Regions from separate parts of the Homo sapiens genome. Here region 1 is linked to region 2. Evidence: chromatin loops called from intact Hi-C (ENCODE). Cell type or tissue: sigmoid colon. All regions are shown on one strand.

Region 1 (4,000 bases), 210 kb before region 2:
CCTAATATATCTACATCTATATCTATATATATAAACTCCTACAATTCAATATAAGATGACAAATAACTTAAAAAAATGGTACTTCACAAAGCAAGATATACAGATGCCCAAAAGTACATGAATAGTGGTCAGCCTCATTAGTCACTAGGGAAATGCAAATTCAAACTATATCAAGATATCACTAAATACTCACTAGAATGGCTAAACCTGACAAGTCTGACAACATCCAATGTTGTAAGTACATGGAGCAACTAAAACTCTCACACACCCCCATGTGTAGATATGAATGATATGACCACACTGGAAAGAGGTTTGGCAGTTTTCTAGAAAGTTAAACCTGCCCTTTAACCCAGAATTCCTCTTGTAGTTTTTATCCAAGAGACATGAAGACATATCTCTTCAAAAAAATAATAACAACTTGTATAAGCATGTTCATAGCAGCTTTTTGTTTGTTGGTTTTTGTTTTTTGTTTTTGAGACAGGGTCTCCCTCAGGATAAAGTACAGTGGCACAATCACAGCTCACTGCATCCTCAACCTCCCAGGCTCAAGCGATTCTCCCACTTCAGCCTCCTAAGTAGCTGGGACTACAGGCACGCAGCACCATACCCGGCTAATTTTTGTATTTTGGGTAGAGACAGGGTTTCACCATGTTGCCCAGGCTGGTCTCAAACTCCTGGGCTCAAATGATCTGCCCACCTCAGCCTTATTCATAGCAGTTTGATTCAGTCACCAAAAAGTAAAAATAACCCAAATGTTCCTCATCAGGAGAGTGGACGAGAAATTGCAGATTATGATGATTTAAAGATTCATATTGAAAACCCTAAAACAACCACTAAAAATGGAAAAGAAGAGCATAGCTAAAAAGCTAATAGAGGAATACTACTGGAATACTCTTCATGAATAGAAAGGAATTAATTACTGAAATTCACAATGCATGGATGAATCTCAAAATCATTACGCTGAGTGAAAGAAGTTGAGTCCAAAAGAGTAGATGAGTAGAGTGGATTAAAACTAAAGTTAAAAAAAAATCATAATAGTGGGTGGGGGGGCAGGTGGCGGTGGGCGAGAGTGACTGGAAAGGGACAGGAGGGGACACTCCAGTGAGATGGACGCATTCTGTATGATAATACAGTGTGCGGTTACATGGAGTCGTGATTTGTCAAAATTAGCCAGCTAAGGTTTGTGCACTTACTGTATGTGAATTTTAACAATGACAACGAAGCCTGTAAAAATACAAGGGTGGAGAGGAGGACGGAGAGTGGGTACAGGTATCCAGGTGTTATAAGAATGGCAGGACCCTGACACCCTGTAGAGGGTGGTGGCTTCATAAGTTTCATTGCATTGTGTATTTACTTTGTGGATGTTTGAAATTTCCATGATAAGGAGTTAAACAAACACACACACAAGACACCAGCGATGAGCAGGAGTGGCTCATGATCCTGGCGGTGCTTCCAGGTAAGCGCAGTAGCTCACATGGTCCTCCCAGAAGGGGTGATGCTGGATCCTGAGTAACTCCTCCACCTGGCAGAGGAGAGCGCAGCAGAGAGTGGGCAGAGGGCAGGGCCCCGAGGGCGTGGGTGTACTCAAGGTAAAGTCCACAGGGCACAGGGACGCACACTGTGGAGCACCTTTGCAGCACCCAGTTTGGGAACCCCTCAATCCAGTGCAAGACAGTAGATGTGAGTGAGTGGAGGCCATGCTTCTTCTCTGAACCTGAATCTGCTGTGGGAACTTGGACCCATTCAGTGACTGCCCTGCCGTCCTTGCTTTCTCGCGTTCCTTTGTCCTCTCTTCTGTTTTTCTTCCTGTGGCGAGGACCTGGGCAGTCTTACTTTGACTGCCTTCCCCTGTGTCCTCTTAGACTGGGTTACAGGAGCCTCGGAACAGCCAATATAAAGGGGAGGGGCCGCAACACGACCTGTCACCCAGCCTGGCCCTGCCTGGCCAACGGGCTTGGCTGGCCCAAAGCTCCCTCCCTCGTGCCTCAGAAATATGCCCGGAGTGCTGTTTATAAGCTGAGCACGTTTCATTTACCATCTGGTCCAAGATCAGGGCGGGCATGAAATAAAGGGGAAAAGCACAGAACCAGCGGCGCAATTTCCCCTCCTTGGCCGGCACCAGCCTTTGGAATCCACGAAACGCTCATTTGACCTTGAACGAACATTCAAGTGAACCAGATGCGCACTTGACCTTTTGGAGCCACTGCTGAGTCAAACGCGCCAGTGGGAACATCTCCCGTGGCTTCCTGACTTCATGTGAGGGGGCACAGGAGAGACGCAGCTAGAAGCAGCCCTGGACTACGGCCGTGATGAATGAATCTGCCTGGGCACAAAGGGAAGAGGCTTCTGTTTACAGAAAAATACTCCCATCACCTAGTAACCAGCAATGTCAGGAAAGGAAATGCAGAAAACGCTGAGAGCAATTTCTGGGCCCGTTCCTGGCTGAGCCGCTGACTCACTGCGACCTTAAGCAATCTCTCTTCTATTCCTGTTCCTCCATATGCCAAATGGAGCTGTCACCTGCCTCACATAGTTCAGATCAGTATTTAGACAATGTTTTGTCATCTTTGGTGATAATTGGGGCAGAGTTAGCTGAGTGGTTTTAGTTACCTTCATTCTGATTGGCTGATGAGCCTCGGTGTTTGGGAGGCACGTGGCCTCCTCCGGCCATCAGCTCCTCCTCTCCTGGTACTCGCTGGCCTCCAGATGGTACCAGAGTTCATCTGCCCTAAGAAAGCAATTAATTTCCTCCCTCTGAACAAGAAGGAACAAGCCCGGAGTGCTCTCAGGAGTACCAGTTGCTTCAAAGCCCAGATTCTGTCCTGGTAGCTTGTCTTAACACTCCCAGTGTCATTAGGCTGCCCAGAAAAGTCTTGTCCGTTTCCTTCTCCCGGCTCCCCTCTGAGGGCCAGGTCCTCGGAGTAAGTGATGCGTGTTTTAAGATTCTGTCCTCACTGTTCAGGCTTGTGTGGCCTGGCCCCACGCACAGGGAGGACACCTCCAAGCCATCTCCTTGCCGAAAAGTGGATTCTCGAACCCTCCTTGATGGTGGAACCATGTCCTTTCTGGCACCAGGATTACTCCCTGTGGACCCAGTTGGTTCTCAGTGCCAAGAGTTATTACTCTGCCCTGATAATCACCAAAGATGACAGTGTGTGTCCCCACTTGGCACTGTGGACATTGGGGACGGATCCATCTCTGGGCTGGGGCCGTCCTGAGCACTGCAGGGTGCTGAGCAGCATCCCTGGCCTCCGCTCACTCCATGCCAAGAGCACCCCCAGTTGTGACAACCACAGATGTTCCCAGACATTGCCCAGTGTCCCCTGGGGCGCAGAAGGACCTCTGTTCAAAATGGATTTGTGATGTCTAAGAAGGGGTCTGGACAAACAGCCCCCGAGTAAAACAGGCCTGTAGACAGGGTGAGAACAGGAAGATGAAAAAGGAGAGTAGGCAGGATGCAAAATCATGACAATTCAGCCAGGCAAGGAGTGTGAAATAAATGAACAGGACCCTCTGAAGGCTACCCACACATTCCAGAGCAGCAGGCTTCAATGCACACCAAGGGCAACCATCGTTCCCTCCGTGCCTAAGCCACGGGGGTGCCCGTCATTCCTCACTTTTGGGTTTTTTTTTTTTCTCCTCTTGTAGCAATGGGCTTTCAAGGACTGGAGCTGGCTCCGAGCTTCTCTGAAATCAAGTATCTTCAGAATTCAAATTCCTTTTTCTTTTCGTAAGAATTGGGCTTCTGTTCCTGTTTTCTTCTCAGGAGCCAAACTTTCCCTCCTTTCTCTAGAAAAGGATCAGAACCAAGCCCTTGACAACTGGCCTGAGAAAGGGCTGTTTGCAGACTGGAAGGGGGATGGGGGAGTGCAGACACCCAGTAGGCCCTTAAGTCGCAGGTTCTAATCTTCAGAGGCTGAGAGCAGGCTGCGCTGACAAGGCCTCCCCTAAGCCAGGGACCCCCGTCTTAACAGTGGAAACACCCGTTCCTTCCCCTTTA
Region 2 (4,000 bases):
AGGGTCCTGGGTCCCGGGTCCCGGGAAGCTCTTGCTTCAACCTAAGCACACCCACGCTTGTGCACGGCTCACCTCCCGTGGCCCCTGGAGCTCCCGGGACCCCCGTATTGCAGGGTAGAGGGGTCACCAGCCCAGCCAGGGCTCTTCCCACCCTGAAGTGCTTCCTACAGAAAGTCCCTCATTCCTTTATCAAGACATCACCCAAGAAGCATTTATCGAACCCCTGTGATGTGCCGGGCTCCGGGCTTCACACTGGCGACTCAGCGGTAAGAAAAGTAGACGCGGCCCCAGCCCTGATGGCGCTCACCAGACCACCACCTCACTCTCCGATTCCCCACCACAGCCTTTCCCTAGGGCTCACTTCCCCAGGAGGGCATCCCTGATCATAAACTGGGTGACTTCCTGCCTGTGCCCCGTCACACTGCACCCTCCAGGAAGGCCAGGGCCCCCACGCCACAGGTGGAGACGCTGACAGAATACACGACTGAGGCACTCGTGCTGAATCAATGACGGCCTGAGGCTTGAAGGGAGAGGGAAGACACGGAAAAGACAGTGGTGACATGAGCTCCGGCATTCTTTCTGCCCCAAATATTGGGAATTCTTCACATGGCACACAAACAAACATAGGCCCGGTCGGCAACTTCCTGATCACTCACCAGCCGGCTGACTTCACCTGTCCCACCCATGCCAACCTGGCTGTGCTCCCTGGCTGCTTCCCAGAGCCCGGGTCTAAATCACGACACAACAGACCGCCACCACCTCCTTCGGTTCTTCCTACGACTAACTCAACAGCTGGAGGTGACACGGCTCCAGTGCCCCCACGCCGAGGGACGCAAGCTGGAACCTCATGGTTGGAGGGGTCCTGCTGCTCCTGAGGGAGGGGTGGAGCCTGGCCTTGGGAGGAGTGAAGACAGATGGGTCCGTGCTGTGGGCACTCAGGGCTTGAGGCCACTCACCGCGTCTGGGCTTGGGGAAGCTGTCGTGCAGCCAGAAGACCACCTTCTCCACGAAGTGCTGGATGTCACATTGCTCGGGGCCGCGGACAAACACCATCCAGTCGTGAGTGAACCCCTCCGTGGTGGGCTTCTTGCGCAGTTGGGCGCGATGCCCCAGCTCTAACCTCACCTGGACGGTGCACTGGAGGAGAGAGAGGTGGGGAGATGAAGTCAGCACACGCCTCCAAGCAGGGGACTGTCCCCTTACCCACAGAGAACTTTCGATAAAGACCCCCAGCAGTGCAATACGCTCTCAACCCAGTGAGCAGCACACAGACGGCTTCCTATCGCGCCAGCACCTTGCCGCAGACGTCCCGTGCCTTCTCCCCTCCGTACTCCCACACAGACCCCGTGTCTCCTCTCATCCACCGCCTCATCCTCAATTCCACCCGCACAGCCTCCTCACCGGTCCCCAGCTCAGCCCAGCTCACTCCTGCCTCGGGGCCACCACACTGGCCTAGGATCCTCTGCTCCTGAGACTTCCCACACTGGCGCCTCTTGTCACTGGGCTCTCAGCTTGACTGTCCCTCTGCAGGGAAGCCTCCCCTGACCACCGATCCAAAAGCATCCACCACCGCTCCCATCACTCTATCATAGAGGATGCTCTTCCGAGCACTTTCACTATCAAAAGTCATCTTGCTGATGGCTGTCGGTGTCTCTGCCACCTAAGCTTGTTGACTCCAGCATTTTCATTCCCAAGCACGCATCACAGCGCCTCCCGGAGGCCCCTCTCCTTTCCCTAAGTCATCAGCTACAACACTGGCTTTCAGTTTCAAAAGCAGAATGGGAGGTTCCCAAGAAGAAGGCAGAGGCCAGCCTGCGGCCCCCTGGTGACCGGTCCCAGGTGGACCCGTGGCCTGGGCAGCCCAGCTCCCTCCGCTGAGCACATGTCGTGTCTGACACTTTGCTCTGAAATACAAGGCAGCTCAGGCCAGTTCCATGCCACTGAACACAAAGTTGCATGCCTTCAAAGCACTCTTCATACCTAGGTTGGCCAAAACCACCAACAGGGAACCTACAGTAAATATCCACCCTGCTTTGTAAAAACCTCCCCAGACTTTTCACAGATACGGCCCTGACACCCGCTATCAAATACAAGAATGTTACAAAATAAAGCAGCAGCCAAGCGCACACTTGCTTCTAAGTGCTGAGATAGCCGGGAGCCAGCCAGACCATGGCCTGAGTCCCACACCCTCCCCTGACAGAGCCGCCCTCCCGGGCCCCAGACCAGACAGCTCCCATCTGCGCCTTTCCACGCCATCGCTCGGCAACTGGCCAGGTGTGTCCCAGTGGCTGCAATCCCTCCAGTACCTGTCTCTTCTTTGGCATTTCGAGGCCCCGTTCAGACCCCGCCACCTGGCTGAGTGCCCCGGCGCCTGGCCGGCTTCCCTCCCTCTCCGTCCCCCTCTGAGCTCTCAGTTGTCACGCGATGGAGCCGCTGGGGCAGGCAGATCCTATCGCCCCCACCCCCGCCCGCCATGTTAAAGCTTTCCACGGCTTGTCACTCCCTCAGAAGGAAGCCCGAGCCCCGCGCACGTCTTCCACGCGTGTATTTCCTCAAGTCTGAGACGCTCGTCTCTTTTCATGTCCTAACCCTTTTGAAGTCAGAGTCCAGCCTGCACACAGGCGCACACGTGCACACACAGACACAGAAGCTGCTCCTGAGTTGGTGGCGCTGTCCTGGTATCTCAGAGTCCCAGAACTGAGGAAATGCAGGAAACGCGCACATTCCAGCTCAATCCTACAGCCAGCCCCAGACACACCAGGAACAGCCACCCTATCTCTCTTCATCTCTTCTAGTGCCGCAGCCTGGGTGCCCTAAGCTCGTTTCAAAACCCTACTCATCTCAAGTCCTGGCTCACACGCTGCCCTGTCCAGGGCCCTTTCTGGTAGCCACGCTGGAGACCAACCTTGAGTCCCCACAGAAGCCTGTGGACAGCTCCACGGGAGCCCCTTCATCCCATCCCCCGCTCCTGGGTTGCTGACGCAGCCCCCAGGGCCCCTGTGAACTCTCTGAGAGCAGGGACTACATCTTGTTCGTCCTCTTAGCCTCTATCTTGAAACCACGGGACAGGAGGCCTGGACGATGCTGGATTAATTAAACCAGAGAGCCTCTCAGGTCAGGGAGTTCTAAATGCTGCTTTTGGAGACGGCAGGGCCATGGTGGCAGATAAGGACAGGCCAGTTCCAGCATGTGGAAGAACTGGCCAGAGAGGCTGAGGGTCTGTGCGCACAGCAAGCCAGGTATAAGAAATGAGGCGGAGGCGTGCAATTTCTATTTGGCAACTTAAAAAGTAAACTGAAACATGTACATGATACAGATGTACAATTTTTATTTGTCAACTAAAAATTAATTTTTAAAAGGAAAGGGGGCAGAGGGGATTCCCTTGGCTCAGGACGACTGTCCCTCTGGAGTTCCCTGGGAAAAGAGGGCAGGGACTCCCTAGGGACCAGGCACACTGCAGGGGGTGCCTGGGATCAGGCCGGAGACAAAAGAAATAACCCGTCGTCATAAGTGGCTGACAGATATGGGAAACGGTCTCGGAGTCAAAAGCCCCCGGCCCTCTGTGTAAGGCCTGGGGTGCAGGCAGAAAAGGGCGAATGGCAAACTAACAGCAACCCCAGCCCATGAGGAGGCAACCAGAAGGAGTGGCTGGAAAAAGGGGTGAACACAGCCCAAAGCCACAGAACTGACAGGACCCGAGGGTGGAGGACATTCAGGTAACCCCAAGATCCGGGCAGCAGGGACATTCACGACCCCAGTGTGGGAAGAAAGTGGGGATGGACGGAAGATCAGGCGCACTCATAAACCCCCGGCGCTGCGGATTCATGAGGATCTCAGGTAAAAGTACCCCCACCAAACACACGAGGTGAGGGCTGAGCACCGGCATGGCAATACTCAGGCCAAGCACGAGTGTCTGCCTGAACACCACCGCATTCCAACAAACCCAAAACAACACTGACATTAGCCCCGAGCGGCCATGACCACCCTCTATGCTTACACG

The links. Hi-C counts contacts between places; a loop is a spot of excess contacts. Peaks named below come from ENCODE experiments on the same cell type or tissue, not always from the same donor. Only the 100,000 strongest peaks of a DNase experiment are listed, where the experiment ranks them.
Region 1: a loop joins it to region 2, with 2.4 times the contacts of the local background. A loop is called at or near these places in 18 of 110 quality-filtered maps.

What each region holds. Positions count from the first base shown.
Region 1 is chr19:6,054,976-6,058,975 of GRCh38, forward strand. The region is part of intron 1 of RFX2 (regulatory factor X2); the gene reads right to left. Among named protein-coding and RNA genes, the nearest start is that of RFX2-AS1, 5.6 kb to the right of the region's middle. In sigmoid colon, no CTCF peak of the experiment used is centred here; DNase peaks (open chromatin) are centred at 1,524 and 2,366; H3K4me3 peaks cover 1,047 bases; H3K27ac peaks cover 2,825 bases.
Region 2 is chr19:6,269,623-6,273,622 of GRCh38, forward strand. MLLT1 (MLLT1 super elongation complex subunit) reads right to left here. Exons shown (of 12, transcript NM_005934.4): 2 at 957-1,137. Among named protein-coding and RNA genes, the nearest start is that of MLLT1, 8.4 kb to the right of the region's middle. RefSeq lists an enhancer at 3,474-4,000. In sigmoid colon, CTCF peaks have their summits at 1,712 (motif pointing left) and 1,915; DNase peaks (open chromatin) are centred at 2,219, 2,629 and 3,835; H3K4me3 peaks cover 2,115 bases; H3K27ac peaks cover 2,154 bases.